Linked DNA regions of Mus musculus: region 1 is linked to region 2. Evidence: chromatin loops called from intact Hi-C (ENCODE). Cell type or tissue: left cerebral cortex. All regions are shown on one strand. Links, peaks and the distances in the headings refer to the core of each region. The heading gives the core; the rest is flanking DNA.

Evidence for each region. A loop is a pair of places that touch in the nucleus more often than their neighbours do. Peaks named below come from ENCODE experiments on the same cell type or tissue, not always from the same donor. Only the 100,000 strongest peaks of a DNase experiment are listed, where the experiment ranks them.
Region 1: it touches region 2 in a loop (3-fold over the local background); 8 of 42 quality-filtered maps call a loop at or near these places.

What each region holds. Positions count from the first base shown.
Region 1 is chr13:85,210,637-85,214,616 of GRCm38, reverse strand. It overlaps Ccnh (cyclin H), which reads right to left. Exons shown (of 9, transcript NM_023243.6): 8 at 2,703-2,763; 9 at 886-1,877. The coding sequence ends at 1,839. Among named protein-coding and RNA genes, the nearest start is that of Ccnh, 23 kb to the right of the region's middle. In left cerebral cortex, for the core only: no CTCF peak of the experiment used is centred there; no DNase peak of the experiment used is centred there.
Region 2 is chr13:85,284,272-85,288,251 of GRCm38, reverse strand. The region is part of intron 1 of Rasa1 (RAS p21 protein activator 1); the gene reads left to right. Among named protein-coding and RNA genes, the nearest start is that of Rasa1, 3.2 kb to the left of the region's middle. In left cerebral cortex, for the core only: no CTCF peak of the experiment used is centred there; a DNase peak (open chromatin) is centred at 1,462; H3K4me3 peaks cover 1,108 bases.

The sequences.
Region 1 (3,980 bases), core at 697-3,196, 74 kb after region 2:
GGGCTGAATGCTACCATAAAGGTAAATTTACTCTCCTCACATAGTTTCAATCAAGTTAACGGTGGTAACAAAACAACAACAACAAAACCTGCTTCTTGGCTTTGTTGTCAATGCAGTTCCCATTGTTGATGTTGACAGTAACTCATCTCTGTCCTTAGTTTATAACGTGGAAAGGCTACAGACAAATTAATGTAAATATGGACTTTGGCAAACAGGGAGAGATCCGGACTCTAAGGCATTTTAGTTTGTCCTCACTGACTGTGAGTGTTCGGCCATGACAGCCTATTTGCCAATTTTTTTTTTTTAAGCCTGAAATGCTTCTCCCTTTTCTACCATTTATTTTAAAAGAAATCTGACTTATCCTCATTTTTGTATTATAGTGACATGCTCTGTCTTTTAAATTGGAGTGGGAAACGTGTTATTTACCTTCTTAGGCCCTGTAGTAACTAGGTGGTCAGTGATGAAATAAAATCTTTCAAACCTATTTTTAATGGGGATGGATAGGAAATTTTCAGAGAAAGATGTGGCCCTTGCTTTAATGCCAAATTTTTAATGATATGAAAGAAAAGCAGACACACTGCGAGCACTTGCAGTTCTGTCTATAGTCTAGCATGTTGTTCTACTTGAACTATACTTGGGCAGAGGAGTGTTCATTTTTACTCTACTTTTATAAAACCCTACAAATAAACTCAAGCCATAAAAATATTAGAGATGAAAATGCACATAGAGTAAACACCATTTACAAAAAAACATAGCTAAAATGCTACCTACCCTCCTGGGAAGTGTATCATGGAATATGTAAGCTAGGTAGATTTAGATTCAAAGTTGATTTTCTCAGAATTTCTTCAAGCCGGTGTTGCAGAAAAAGAAACATCAAAACAAAACACTGGTCTAATATATGCATATCTATCTTTATTTTGGTCTTAACTGTAACACATATTATTAATATACAGCAAATACATACTAGTATGTCAAGCACTGCTGTGACTAATCCCATCAGGAGCAGGCATTATTTTCCCCAATCTGTATTTGGGAAAATAGCACATTGAGGTATATAATTAACTAAAGTCATAGAAAAGTAGAGGCATATGTTTTGGGTTTTTATATTAAGTTATTTAACTTTAAATTTTTGCATATAATTTTTCTACAGATTTCTAGTCACTATAATGCCAACTTTATAAGGATTTACTGAGAGGTAATCATTTAATGATAAAATTGACTATATCATTTACTATGACTTATCTGTAGAAATTTAAGATTTTTTTTTATCTATACTCAAAAATTCTATTTTTATTTAAACCTAGAAGATATCTGTAACTGCATGTAATAAAATTTAGCACCTAAGTACTACGTAAGTGCCCAGTACATTCTCCAGCTTAGTAATGAATCATCAATAGTTCAGTCTACTGGAGAGACATCTGAGAAGCATTTGTAAGGGCTTCTGGAGGATAAAACCTATTTTCTTAACTTTTCAGATGTTTACCTATTGTTCAGGTTTTTTTTTTTTCTAGTATAATGCTTCTAAATGGAAAGGTTTGTTTATTATAGTTTGTCTAAAACAATACAAGGAAGTGTAGCACAGTCTGACTTTGTCTACCACAGGAGGACATGGTTTGCAACTAATCCTAGTGGATTATGAATATTCAAACTAGGTGGCATTCACCCCTTTTGAAGCTATATGTTATATAAAACAATCACAAAGAAAATATATAGAACAACTAGAAAAGTTTAATATATTTTGATGTTTTCACATTGTACTATTTTTTTAAAAAGTAAAATGTCAGACATGCTTCCTACTTCCGTTGGTTAATAAGTACTGCTGCGGTCATTTATTATGGTTAGAGAGAATCTACCAGGTCGTCATCAGTCCATTCCTCCTAAAGGGAAAAGAATGTGGTAAGGGTAACATTGAAGTATTGAGCCATTTGTTGTTTACCTCCCTCCCTTTAAGAAATTGTGGATTGACAACAGTCTACTGTAGATGGGTTTTTTTTTTTTTTTTTGAGATAGTCTCCTATTATGCCTTCAGCCAGCTTTGGATCCTCTATACCTCAAGTGCTAACTACAGGTATGTGCTAAGTCCTGCACTTGACTGTGATAACGACATGGCAGCTGCCCACTCTGTGAGGAGTGAAAAGTTATCCTTTGCCTGTGCTTATTTATCCTTGACTTCTTAAGAGAGAGATTTTAAAACTGGGGTAAGGCAAGGAAAGAATCCTGAGAGAATAGATAAAATTTAGCATCACTGCCTTCTATCGTAGGAAGTTACTTCAGTCAGGTAGCTTACTTTAGAAGTGGTTCAGAGTCATGTGAAAACAGCCCATGCATAGGCTTCCTGATTAGCACCACATAACGAGCAGCTGCCAACGTGCTCCTGCCATGGACTCCATTCCCCCTGAACATAACCCAACATAAATCTTCCCTTTAACGATTTCTTTAAAACTTTTACTGTACATAAACAGGTGAGTAAAAATTTAATAATTTCAAACTTTAGAGGTACTTGTAGTCCTAGTATTCGGTGGGCTCAGGTCAAAAAAGAACTGGGAGTTTAAGACCAACTTGGGCTACAAAGCAAGACACTGTTTTAAACGTTCTCAGCCCCACCTCTCTATAATGCTTATAGTAGTTCAGAACATACACACTAGCTTAGGTCATGCCAGAAAGTGTAAGTTATAGCGAGTTCTCTTCAGGGGAAAACATACCTCTTCCTGTTTGGGTTTCTTTGACACATAGTCATCATCTTCATAGCCTTTCCTCTTCTTCCTATAATTAAGCAAGTATCGATTAGCAAAACTGTTAGTGGCAACAAAACCTATAAAATAAGCTAGCACGGCCATGTGAACATGTGGTAGCCCTCAGCTACAATGACAGTACTCGGACTAAGGCACCAGTATTGCCTTCAGTTCAGTCTAGCATGGGTTAAAAAAATGAGGCCCTATCTTCAAAAACAAAATACATTATGTACTGAAGAGTAGGGACTAGATAGCTGGAAAGGTATTATCTGTGGATACAAAGGCAATATTTAATATTTAATCCAGTGTAGCAAGAACCTACAAAGATGAAAACAACGAAAACGTTGAACATACCCATAAGTCCCAGTTCTTGTGACTCTAAGGAGATTATTGGATAATCATTGGTTACACTGTGATACCTGGCCTCAAGTAAACATAGCAAAGAGAATCTAGAGGGAAAAAATGTTGGAAGACCTTGTCTTGGTTATCATAAAAGCATACTAAAGTGGAGTGCAGTGGTGGCACACACCTGCAGTGCCAACACTCAGGTAGGATAGAATAATTGAGAATCTGAGGCGTCCTAAACCAGACCCTGTTTAGGAACAAATAAAAGGACACACTATAAAAGCTATGGTTATTAAGAATATGGTGTTGTTAATACATCGGCAGTCAAAGCAGGACAGGCAAAACTGGCTCTGCATATCTGGTGACAGACTCAGTGGGGTTAGACACCAAGATGGACAGCCTGGTTTGTTCCCCATGGCTGTATGGAAAGAGGAAAACTGACTCTTTTATGTTGTCCTCTGCTCTCCACACAGGTACTTGCTTATTAAGTACATAACTGAAATACAATAAATGATTTAAAAACTGGATATACCTTTTAATTTTATTTGTGATTAAAAATTGTCAACTAAGAAAACCATGAAATAATACTCAAAAACAAACTAGAAAAACTACAAATATTGGTTAAAAAACAAACAAGCCCCCCAAAGCCTTTACCCTTCCTAAGCATTTCTTTGGCAAAGTAGTGTAAGAAAAAACATAAATAGGATAAACATCTTTTTTAAAAAAGATGTTAATATATAATGTATTACAAGAATAAAATGCCAGAAGCAATGCAGAAAACTTACAAATGGCTATTAAATCTGGAAACATCAATAGTTACAGTAACCAGGGAAATGCAAATGGTCAAGGTGACTCTTATCTTTTTCACCCGGACTGGCAAAAGTTAAAGACTGGCAATGTTAA
Region 2 (3,980 bases), core at 470-2,969:
ATTTGATCAGTCATTTTCCCCTACAGGCACTCTTCCTGGCGTCTTCGTATGTTTATTGCTCTTTTGGGAAGACGTAAAAGTTTTTAAGATGGGAAGCATGGGAAACTGTATTCAGTGGGAACCGGATATGGTTCTGCCCCTTCCTAATTGAGATAGTGTCCGGGATTCAGCAGAACTTGGCACTATAAAGGCAACCGCTGTCTATTGTAACTCCAGTGCTCCCTGCTGAAGTCAGAGGCGTTGAGTACAAGTATTTAAATGACTATATTAATGTAAGTTGCAAATTCATAGGTCAGAATGTTTTGTTTTTACTGCAGCTGCAAACTCCTACTTAATGTCTGCTGGAAGCGTTGCGATTCATAAAAACACTAGATCTCTTTAGAGAAGTGGAGAGAAAAAAAAAAGTTCTGTGAATTACAGACGTGATTAAGAGCCCCCAGACTGAACACTAACTTGTTCCTTAGAATTATTAGATTTATTTATTTACATATAAATATATGCAATATGCAAATATGTTTTATATATTTATTATATCCATGACACTAAATATATTAAATATTTTTCCTTTTAGCATTTTGTTAGTGGAAATTAATTTGGTAGTTGATTGTGACATGATCAGGGCAAATGGCTCTCCCTCTAAAGTTAGAGTTCTCTCCTTAAAAGTGTTCTTTTCATAAGTGAAATGGGTATGTATTTATAACTGTAGGTTGATCTTGATGAAGGGAAAGTGTTGAGATGGAAAGTAGTAATAATAGGTCAGAAATGTTTTATAGATCTTTCATATCAATCATAATTGACCCTTAGAATTTCAATAGCATTGGTGAATATTAGGGAAAAAAGATTCGTTTCATATATTGACACTTTCTAAACACTTTAGAAGTTTTCTTTGGGAGGGTTAGCTTCTTTAAGAGGCTTAAGAAATGACTTTAAAATAACCAGGGAGGCATTTTGTAATGCGAGTACACTTTTGATTAGTATGGGTATTGTATTGTATCATAATGTAATTTGAAAATGCATTGGTCACAAGGCTTTGTTTTTGATGCATTTGTAAATTTCAACTTAGGTTTATTTTGATACAACCAGGTATGGTGAAAGGATGTCCTGTTTCTTTTAATGTTATTTGATACAAAGAATAACTTTTCATTCAATATTTTTCTCTAATTTGTATCTGTGTATTTCAGTCTGTCAGAAATGTTCTGAAAGGCTTAAAAAATTGCAGCACACTGTACATACTTTTGAAAACAATTATGTTTTTATTATAATAAAATACAGTATTTAATGCTGAAAGAATAAAGTATTGTGCCATTTTTGTAATTGAGTTAGGCATATTTAGAGTCTGTTTTTTAAAAAGCCATTTGAAGTTTTAATAATTTTATTTTATGGGTATGAGTGTTTGCCTGCATGTATGTATTTGTGCTGTGCCAGCGTCTAGTGACAGAGGCCAGAAGAGGGCATCGGGTTCCCTAGACCTGGAGTAACTGGTGGTTGTGAGCAGTTCTGTGGGTGATGGGAACCAAACACTGCTTTTCTATAGGAACAGCAAGCACTCTTAACTGCTGAGCCATCTTTCTAGTCCCAGGATATTGCTGTTAAATTATTTCTAATAAAGTCATTTTTTTGTTTTTTAAGACAGGCTCTCGTTCTAGTATGAGATGACCTACAGTTCTCTGAGCAGCCCAAGCTACCCATGAATTTGTGGTGAGCTGCTCAGCATCTCAAGTACTGGGATAGAATAGGCTTGAGACATCAGATTCACTTTCTAGTTTCTAACAGGCTTTTAAAGAGGAATTTAACATTGAGAGTAAAATTGAATAAGATTTTTAGACTAAGTTTTAAAGAAAAAGCATGATTATTTGGGAAAAATTTTGTTTGTGAGAAGTCTATTAGTATTTTCCTTATTTTAAAATATATTTAGGAATAAATATAAAGTTTACTAAGTGTTCATATTAAAAATGTCATATGTATATATGTGTATATATATATCTATATTTGTTATTTTTGAGGTTACAATTTAATTACTTCTTTTCCTTTTCTCCTTTTAAATCCTCTCACATATTCCTCTCTGCCCTTCTACAAATCCATGACCTCTTTTTAAAAATTGTTACTTAATGCCTCTTTTTATTTGTTTATACATACATATTTATATGTGTATGTATGTGCATAAACACACACACATTTCTGAGTATAACCTGTTGGATCATGTGTACATAATTCTTATAGTGCTGTGAATCAAATCCAGGGCTTTGTACATAGTAGACAGAATATCTGCCACTGAGCTACCTAGACAAATTTTCTAGTATGCCTTTAAAATTTACTACTAATTATTCAAATCCACTTCTTTTTTCCTTTTTAAAATAAGATTTATTCTCATATCACAGTCCACACTGAGTTGCCAGGAAGCTCAGTGTGTGTTCAGGAGCCTCAGGTGCTCTAGTTAGTGATTCCATTATCATCTCTTCTATTTGTGTGTGTGTGTGTGTGTGTGTGTGTGTGTATGGTACATGTATGTGGTGTGTGCTCAAGTATGTATGGATGCTCTTGCCTGGGTGTGTGTAGTATATAAAACTGTCAGGTGTTCTTTTCTGTCATTTTTCTCCTTATTTCTTTGAAGCCAGGTCTTTCTCCAAACCTTGAGCTCGAAAGCACATTTATTTACTATCTTCCAATAAATAGCCTCCCCCCATAAAAATATAATTTTCTTTTCATAAAACTGTTTAGTAATTCTTTTGGTATACAAATACCCTTGTTAGCTAGTTATTTTATAATTACCTTTTTTTTTTTTTTTTTTAATCAAGGTTGAGAGATGTTGCCCAAGCTGAGCTTGAATTTCTGGGCTCAAGTGATCATCCTGTTTGAGTTCCTGAACAGCTGAGATTATAGGGAAGTCCACCTCATTGGCTAAAATAACAGTTTTACTTATTTTTTTATTTACTTGTTTGGGATAAGCTCTTACAATGTGGTGCTGGCTGGTCCAGGGTTAGAGATTCTCGGAGTACTTGGATTGTAGGTGTGTACCACATGCCACGCCCAAATGCTGCTTTAGAACAGGGCTTCTGAAATATTTTCTATTCTTGACCCCCTTTTGCTCAATTTTTACCATGATGTTAAATATCTAAAATAAGTATACTAGTCAAACAATCGTTGATGATCAGTCAAAGGGAAATTTATTTTCAACGGCTCTTTGATGTATATATAATTTATAAAAAACAAGCAAATTGCAAATTAAGATAAATTTGTTTATTGTCATCTAACGAATTAAATCTTGGCTGAATATTTGATATTGTAGGATATAGAGCATCTTTGTGATTGATCAGAATTTTGGTCTTATAGTTGTCAGTGCTGAGCTTGTTTCTCATGGGAGATACAGGGTAGGAGACAAAGCAAATACAAATGGCTTCTATAAGTATAACATGGTAAATTGCCTTTCAGTTATGTATTCCTTACCACATATATAATATACATATAATATTACATATACATTTTAGCTTCTGTTGTCTTAATAGTTTTTAAGAGCATACTGTGTATCAGTGCAACTTATGGTACACTATTTGAATGTCTAGATACTGGTATATAGGTGTAGAACCTTGAAATTACATGTGTGGTTTTTTTTTTTTTTTTTGGAGTGACTTAAAAGTTATTATAACAGCTTAATTATCACCTCCTTGTTTTAACACATTTCAGAAGTATTTGAGACATTTTGGTGATTGTATATTTTTTAATGAGTTAAAAAATGAAAATCACAGGGGAAAAAGTGTAAATATGAAATGTAATTGGATGAAGATGAAGGATTGTTCAGAGAAATAAGATAAAAATTAGTCTATACAAATGTATAGGTAATCTTTTCAAATTCAGAGTATATTATTTATTGACAAATTAAAATAATGAAAATAAGTGAAAGAAGCATATCGGAATTTCTTACCATAATTTCATTAATTTTTTTCGAAAGTTTGGTGATTATCTTTTGTATACTTGTATTCATC